Regions from separate parts of the Homo sapiens genome. Here region 1 is linked to region 2. A link is a contact called in ENCODE Hi-C or POLR2A ChIA-PET data. All regions are on one chromosome and are shown on one strand. Each heading gives the region's core, a stretch centred on a gene start or an enhancer-like site at or near the end of the contact. The rest is flanking DNA. Distances are from core to core; before and after follow the strand shown.

The links. Hi-C counts contacts between places; a loop is a spot of excess contacts on that map. ChIA-PET counts read pairs that join two places held with the same protein, here RNA polymerase II (POLR2A). Pooled maps may share reads with other maps.
Region 1: a pooled map shows a loop between it and region 2 (2.4-fold over the local background). The contact joins the enhancer-like site here to the promoter of SLC1A3 in region 2. A Hi-C loop is called at or near these places in 3 of 50 pooled maps. POLR2A ChIA-PET finds 5 or more read pairs at or near these places in 2 of 52 experiments (GM10248 and H1).

What each region holds. Positions count from the first base shown.
Region 1 is chr5:36,743,066-36,747,283 of GRCh38, forward strand. No RefSeq gene overlaps it. Among named protein-coding and RNA genes, the nearest start is that of SLC1A3-AS1, 20 kb to the left of the region's middle. RefSeq lists a silencer at 1,653-1,742. Within about 2 kb of position 1,731, at least 24 of the 41 ENCODE cell types and tissues checked have a DNase peak (open chromatin) inside an H3K27ac peak, as active enhancers do.
Region 2 is chr5:36,603,598-36,608,051 of GRCh38, forward strand. SLC1A3 (solute carrier family 1 member 3) reads left to right here and starts at 3,009. Exons shown (of 10, transcript NM_004172.5): 1 at 3,009-3,138. RefSeq lists an enhancer at 3,116-3,215.

The sequences.
Region 1 (4,218 bases), core at 481-2,980, 140 kb after region 2:
TCATCTGTTACAGCAGCAATAGGAAGCTAATTCCATGTGCAAAAATTCACAGCTAGCCCTGGATTATCCTGATGAATGGGCATTGCCCTGGTGAAAAATCAGTAGGCAGCTCTCTGTAGAACCCAAAAACCTGCCTTCCACCTCCATGGCAATTCTTCATAGGCAGAAACTGTACCACTCTCACCTGTTTCCTGGGCTGATCCTTTTCTACCCTGTCCCTGTGCTATTCTGAAAATAGCTTTACCAAGAAGGACATGAAACTGTGAGCAAAAGTCACACATTCATGACAAAATTCTCCCAGGAAGATTATCATTCCAATCAAAACATGTATGGTATCCTTTTAAAATATCATTACCCAGAGCTTTCATTCTGAAGCACTTCCCATATATTATTTTAGGTGTCTGTGCCAGCCCATAAGTGTGCATAAATGGCAGTTTCTAGTGCACACCGTGGTTTTTAGATTGCAGTTTTTGAGTTGATTCCAAGAATTTTACTCTTAAGAAGCCCAAATAGCACTGCAGACAAATGTATTTTTTGAAATAGTAGAAAAACTAACAGTTCAGAATTTTTGGACTAAGTAGCTGATAGAGAACAGGTTGGTAACAGGAGACTGGTGTAGACTCATAGACTCATACCCTTCTTGCTGAGCCATCCTCACCCTGTGGCTTGGCCTAATTGATTTTCTAGGATCTTTAACCACGTCTAGGCTGCGGATACACCTTGCATGGTGGCATGACTACATTGATGGAGTTAGAGCTGAGATCCACATTCCTATTTCTCATTTCCTGTCCAGCTGCCTTTGATGGATTTTCCTTAATCACCTGGACCCTCACAGCTCTGCCACTTTCCTTGCTAGTTCGGATTAGTTTGATGTTTATGTGTCTGTAATAATGGAAACAATAAAAACCACCAACCTCCCTGCTATTCTTCAGGTGCTTTACATACACATTATCATTTAACGTGCAGTTTAGTGCTGTGCTTACAGCATGGACTTTGGAACTAGACCACTTTGTTTCCAATCCTGGCCCTACCACTCATCAGCTTGTGTGACCGTGGGCACATTCATTAACATCTCTAGGACTCAGCCCTTCCATCTCCCTCTCCCACAAGCCCTGCTCTGGACACCAGACTCCCCACCACAGGGAGCCTCCTGAGATACAGATCACTGTTACTAGGGGAGGACAACCTTATGCTTCCGTCCACAGTATCACATTTCTGATGACGACTAACTATCACCCAGAACAGATCCAGTGAAATGGCAATTTAAAAAGTACTTCTTTATAAAGTTGCTGCGAGGATCATATGTTTAGAAGGGTCCCGGTAACGTAGCCAATGCCACATAGGTGTATGACCTCTTCCCTATCTTTTGAGGTAGGTGTGAGACTACGGTGCTCAGAAAAGTGGAACGACTTTGGGCAACTTGGGAACAACTTGCCCAAAGTCACACACTTGATCAGAGGCAGAGGTAGGATATGGAACCGGATCAAGTCCAACCGTGGACTTTCCACCCTGCTGCGCCGTCTCAAGTTTGTCCCTGATTGGTTCTGAATCCCTGGCGCCCATTCTCATCCCGCCCATCCGAAGATAAAACAATCTTCCTCCCGCGCCCCGCTGCTTCCCGGGAGCTCCCAGGAACTCTAGAGAAAACAGGAAAACTGAAAAGTGCGCTCTGCCTGCTGTGCCAGGCATGTCCCTCAGGGGGAGCCAACAAGGCTTTATTTCGTCCCGGCAGCTGGCCCCTGGGCACGGCCCCCAGCCCGGCGTCCCAGTTCCAGCCGCGCTGCAGGGGCGCGAGGGTGCCCGGCTCGCAGGTGTCCGCGCGCACCGCAGGGCTGCCCGAGTGCGGCTGGCGGAATCCCTCCCCAGCTGGGGAGGAAGGCAGTTGTTTTCTTCCTGGTGGAACGTTCCACTTGAAACTGTTCCACAAGGGCTGTTCTCGCCTCCGACTCCGGGAGGAACTGTAATTAACACAGCAACAAACGCCCACGACGCTAACTGGCAAAGGGAGTGTAACACGAGCCGCTGCTACAACCGAACTGGGCCAATTGCTTTCCCTTCTTGCCTCCCATTTGGTCTGTTTTGGTTCCGCAGTCATCCAACTGTAGCGTTTCTTAAAACATGTCAGTGGCTGGTGTTTGTGTTTTGGGTTGAACAGTTTCACACACGTCGCTGGAGCCCGTGCTCGACCAGCTGCTGTGCTGGGGATTTGCTTTCTGCGGCTTTGGGAGTGTCAGGTAGCAAAACGAAGAGAGTAGTCGACTAGAACGGTGGCGGGGAGGAGGAGGAGGGATTGTCTGCAGTGGAGTCGGGAGCCTCCTCCGGACCAGGACAGGTAAAACCGGTCTGCCAGGTCTCAGGGGGAGCGGGTGGAGACGTCCCACCTCACCTGGCTGCGCTCCGACTCAGGCTCAGCCGGCAGGTTCTGGGGCAATGGGGGAAGGGAGAGGGGCCGGGCCCTTGTGGGTCCCGCACGCACACAGTACTCAGGGGCCAGCCAGGTGCCATCCCAGGTGGCCCAGCTTGGGGTGGGCAGCCAGGGTTGGGGCAGGGGTGCGTCCTGAGTTCTTTACCTTTGAAAGGTCTGATTTCCAATGCTGCCCTTACACATACCCTTGCTCCTGCCGAGTTTAGTCCGTGGCTTCACTGGGGAACTTGTTACATGGAGATTCACGGGCCCTGCCGGAGACCCAGTGAGGCAGAATCTGCCCTTTAACAAGATCCTCAGGTGATCTGCAGACACGTTAAAGTTTAGGAAGCACTGACTGCCTTATGACATATTATACTTTCTTCTAACGTCTTTCTATCAATTTCCCATCGTGTCAACACACTACCTTAGAAAATTGCAGAACAGGCAGTGGCTTTTAGAGAACTGTAACTGCTCTCAGCTAAATGTCTGCCCCGTTTGATGCTTAGTAGTAGCTCTCTGCTAATTACTGCTAAGGGGTAGAGTGGGGAGAGGCACAGCCAGCAGGACTATACAGTCCAACCCAGGAAAGCTCAGAGACTAGATGGGGAACCCAAATCCAAACAAGAAGAATGATGTAACTCTACAAGGTAAGAATATACAAGGCAGAAATGACTATCATAGAAGCAACGTAAACAGTATGTGCTGCATGTTTAGTAAATTCACTGTATTAAGTATCTACTACCAATTTTTTATGTATTCTCTCTCTATACAGATTCATACATATACATATATGTCTATAAGTATATAGAGACAGAATATATATTCTGACACAGTAGGGATCAATATTTATTGAATCAATAGCTACAGCCCATTACAACGCATTCTCCTGGAAAGAATTTTGTGTTTTAGACCAAACCAGCATATATCTGTTCCAAAATTAAAATGTATTACCAATAACCAAGAGTCCATTTCACATGTCTTTTAAAACATTACGTATGTATTCATCATAGGTACATGGCTCCCATTTGAACATGATGGTTCTAGAAGCCCAGAGAGGCCCAGCAGAGCTACTTAAAGAATCCTGTGAAGTCTTCCCAGTCAGAATAACCCAACATACCTCCTACATGTCCATTAAGTCCTCCCAGGGCACAATGCCCTCATAGATCACAGACTGTAACTTTTTCAAAGCTGTTTCTTTCTCATGAGTTATTGATCTGCAAGCTAAACATTTTCAAACTGAGCTTTCACTCAATGGCCTGGAGTCACTTCAATTTATTCTGTCAAGTACTCAAGGTTCCTTACCTAGGCACTTAATCATGTGAGTTGTACATAGTGAGTACCAGTGAAAAGCAAGGTGGAGCATCCCTCATCTCACCCTATCAGAAGGATGATTACAATTTTTAAAATTCATTTGTTCCATCTAAAGGGGCTAAGGTTAACAAAACATTGCAGGCATTTTTTTCTGTTCTTTGTCTCTGTTATGTCCCAAATGCCTAAGACAGATCATGGAGAACAGCAGGTGCTCAATGAATATTTTGAGTTGAGCCAAATTGAATTGGTGCTTGAGGACATAACCAAGAAGAGATTATCACTCTGTCACACTATGACATTACTACCTGTACATGCTATTTCCAACAATATTTAACACACAATTTGAAGTGTTCCCTCATGCTTTATCCTTGCTGGAGACAATCAGGTCTGGTAAGACAATGGAAGGCAAACAAGGATTCTAGAGGGAAAGGGTTGCAGGAGGGAGTGGGGAAGGACATGCGTTTAACAATGTTTAGTGAATGAGAACTGTCACTTTTGAA
Region 2 (4,454 bases), core at 1,759-4,258:
TTTTTTTGTTGTTCTGCTTTTTACATTCATATTTAAGAAGAAAAAAAAATCAAAACAAAATGGAAGACAACTACCACAAGTTCTTCTACACCTACTGCCTCTAACACATCCACTGTTACACTCTGGGGTTAAGTCAGGTCCTGTTCATTGTCTTAGCATTCTACAATTTCCAAATTCTAGGAGGAGAATTGACATTCATGATGATCCTAAAATGCAAGCTATTTAAACAAGGAATGATTTTAAAACCATCATTAAATTAAAAATCAACTTGGAAAATATTGAAAAAAGATTAAAAGGTTTTCTAATCCATTTTGTTGCTCAAAAAAAAATCCAATTAACCAAAATTTCCTAATTTTGAATGGTGAAGTTTGACTGGCCTGTACCATGCTAAGATCAGCACGTGCTTATTACCGTAATCTCTTGTTCTTCAAACCAATAAATGCTCCCTTTAAGGACAGGTTGGATTTGGTTATTTCTTGTTATACTGACATTTTTTCCCAAAGAAAGAATTTACTGATAACATACTTCATCACACAATGTTCACAGAAAGATCTTGACAGATTTTTTCAGCAGGAACAGCATTTGCTGCTGGTGTTTGTGTTTTTTTCATTTGATAATACTAACATTAATATGATCCCCCAGCTTCTGTGTCTCCCACCCTGAGTAGCTTTAAATGAAATACAGCATACAGAGACTTGTTCATAATTTCTTGATCTTTCATTTATTTAGTGTTTCTAGAAGGAAAAAAAAAGATGTTTTAAAGCTCAAGGGACTTAACTATAAAGTAGAGGGGAAAAGGTAGAAATACGCGTTGAGGAAACCCAGGAGGCCCCCAGGCATGACTTTTGCTATAGCTTTCCAGAAAGAGAAAGTGGTGCTTAAAGAAGTAATTCCCAATGTTTCCCTCCAGACTAAAATTGGATGAACTCTGAACTGAGACTCTTTGCATCTCATTTTCTCATTAGGTTTTATTACAGCCAACAAAACTTTCAGTGGTGAATTACTTCCCTTCTCAACAGAATACCAGACTCCCATAATGTCTACACAAACTGAAATAATGAAATGGTTTTTAACCAAGCTTTAGGGATTAGAGAGGAAAAAAAAAGTGAAAAAGAAAGGGCACCAGGGTCTTCCCATCTCTATGCTAACCAAAGTGTGGTTTTCCAGCCCTTTTTCTTGCCTATTAACAAAAATAAAAACAAAAAATGGAAATGCCACTGGGCTTGAAACCCCATTTAAAATCAGATTTCTCTTTCGAGTTCCCTTGCAATACAAGTCAAAGTCATTTCCACCAAAAAAAAAAAGCGGTGGGGGGGGGGGGTGTGCAAATTAATCCTAAACTCATGGCTCAGATAGGACCTGGTATAGTAAATAAATGCTTTTAAAAGTAGTCATGGCATTGAGAAATGGCTCCATGCACCTAAACCAGAGGCACCAATGTAAAAACTAGTAATTGTGTTTTAACACAAAAGATTGAAAAGCGTTTTGTTTCACATCCTAATATTATTCCACCCACTTAAAAAGAGTTACTTAATATTGACTCTGTATTAGGTATAAGACAAGTTCTTGCCCTCAAAGAACTTATAATTTAGTTGAGAAACCAAAACTTAACATGAGCTTAAAAAGAAGGATGCAGTACAAAACATGGTATAATTAAGTGCTAAACAATGTAGTATAGATGCTCAGTGACCTAGGAGATCAGAGGAAGGGAAGGGTCACTGAGGGCTGGGAATGTCAAAAGCATGTACTTTCAGTAAGTTCTTAAAATGATAGCATGTTAGAAAGCTGTTATAATTGCTGCTGATTTGTAATTTTAAAGCATTGACATGATTCACCATTGCTTTCCAACCAGTAGCTGTTTAAAAGGACATACAGTTGAGGGTGAAAGGAGATATTTCTTTATGATCTCCAGAGATTTGTATTGAGGGGAAAAAAGACATACTTTCTTGTTGAATAATAGACCAAGAATTGAGCATATTTTGCATGGGGAATATTAAATTCAGTGAACAAGAATCCAAACCTCAGGCTGTGATTCTGGTATAAATTTTTGTTTCTAATGAACCATTTTCTTCCTTCTAAAGAAGATTTAAGTTTTGGGAATAAGTCACCTCAAAAAAATTTTTTTTTATTTTCTAATATCTATTTTCACAATTTATTTTTCTTTTAAGAAAAGTGGACTAGAAGCTCAAGTTACCTTCTCAAGGCAATGAGAATTTTTTAGCTCTAAAAAAGTTGTGTGTGGTAGGGAGAACATTTAGCATCCTTTAAAATGGAGACATCTGAACAGCAACCTATCTTTTGAATCACCAAATCTCAAGTGTACTTTGCACTCTTGGTCTTAAAATGCTTTTCATTTTCTAGTTTGGCAAAAATTCCAGTCTCTTTACATTTGCTACCTTTTCCGTCTTTGCAACACAGGCAGTGTGAGCTAAATTAGGTTTGTTAAAATGAAGTTTTGAAGTTTCAACTGCTGAAATAGAGGCATGTCCCTAACTTTAGACAAATTTAGAGAATCGTAGTAAGCATTATTTTTTTTCTACATACTTGTCTGCATTCAGTGTCTTCCCAAGAAACGTCAGTTAATTCCCCGATTCGAAAAAGGAACTTTCTCGTAACAGTTGTACAACCAGGCTAAAGAGCACACCCTCGTCTTCCCTGAAAGGGAGGAAACATGCAATAATGTGAGGTAATTAAATTTAGCCTTAGAAAAGTCTTTGAAACGTTCTAATCAAGACTTTCAGCTTTCCGATTGTGTGCGCTTTATTTTTCAATTCTTCCTAGTCCCGGTTTTGCATTTCTAATGACAGTGAACTGACAAAGCGTGAAAGTGGTCTAAGGAGCAAAACAAAGCCAGCAAGCCTGCTTCTGGTGTGCCAAGATTAATCAATATTCCAGAAACCTCGGGGTTTCCCCCTCCTCCCTGTGCGGTTTCCATTCCCCACTCCTCCTTTCCCGGGCACAGACTCCTCCCCTTTTCTTAAGTTGCCCTGATAGTAACTTGCAGTTTCAGAGCACATGCACACTGTCAGGGCTAGCCTGCCTGCTTACGCGCGCTGCGGATTGTTGCTCCGTTGTACCTGCTGGGGAATTCACCTCGTTACTGCTTGATATCTTCCACCCCTTACAAAATCAGAAAAGGTAAGTGTCACATTCTGTGTTCCTGCTGGGTTTAATTTCTCCTTTCACTTCTCTGCCGATGTATTTTGCCTTCCAAGCAGAGGAGTAGCCTGAATCAAGGCTAGCCATTTTGGTAGATAAAGTCCTTGTTAGTCATCTCACGTCGTGAGAGTGTGGTGTCTGTTTATGCCGGGTCCGCTGTTAATTCGGAGTTGAGTCATTCGGGGTGGATTGGGGGCAGATTGTGGCGCGAGATCTAGAAAAGGATCAAGGTTGAGCGGATCTGCTTAAAAGTGACTGGTAAGAGGAATCAGAGCTATTAGTTTAAAAAAAAAAAAAATCTGGTCTCTCCTATTTCCCGGTCTTCACTTCTCCCTAAGCATTTAATCCAGTGTGAAGTCTTAAACAAATTAGAAGTCTTAGTATCACTGACCCCAACTTGCAATTTTATTTAAAAGGCAAACTGTTAAGACAAGTCTTTTTTTTTCCTGCACTGGGATTGCGAGAAGTCATTTGCGAGGAGTCCTTTGGTTTCCAGTTACCTCCCCCACAGGCGCACACGCTGGCTGCTTGCGTTGGCAGCGACACACATCCATGGTACGGCTGGTTTTCACTCGGATTGATTATGGGAAGGGCTATGGATTAGAGCTCCTGTAAAGCACCAGGAGGAATCCCTTGATTTTTCAGAACAGCTGATTTCCACCAGGAAAGAGATTTACTGAAATGTAGTTAAATAGCGTGAGTGCTTTAAAGAAACCAGAAACCACAAGCTGTAATGTTTGGAATGAAAATTGGTTTCATCTCATCTGTTCTAGAAATCCTAAATTTTAAAACGCTAAAAAGTCAGCGATAGTTTCCTCGGAAGATTCCAGCATGTGTGTCACAAAGAAAAACACTACTTCATACTTCTACTTGTGATAAACGAAGCTGAATTGTGATTTCAGATGATTTATAGATGTGCCCAGAGCACTTTGCTTATTTCATGGAAAAAAAATGAAAAAATTACCCTGTAAAATAGTCACATGTATTTCCCATGTACTGTGGGCACTTGTGTTCTTTTTATGACCATATTTACTAGTAGATATTATTATATTTTTTTCTTAATGAAGAAAATAGCTGGTTACTTTACTGCATGTAACAGAGACAACTCCCACCTATCAGTATCTTAATTATTTTTATTGACCTGGTTATGCTTTCAACCATGTATACAGCATAATTTGTCAAGTAATGATTGAATACTTTCTGTGCATTCAGTTCAATTGGACATTTACTGATTGTGTACGTTGTGCAAGGCATCAGCTGGGTTCTGCGGGGGAGGGTGGGAATAGGGGTTCTCA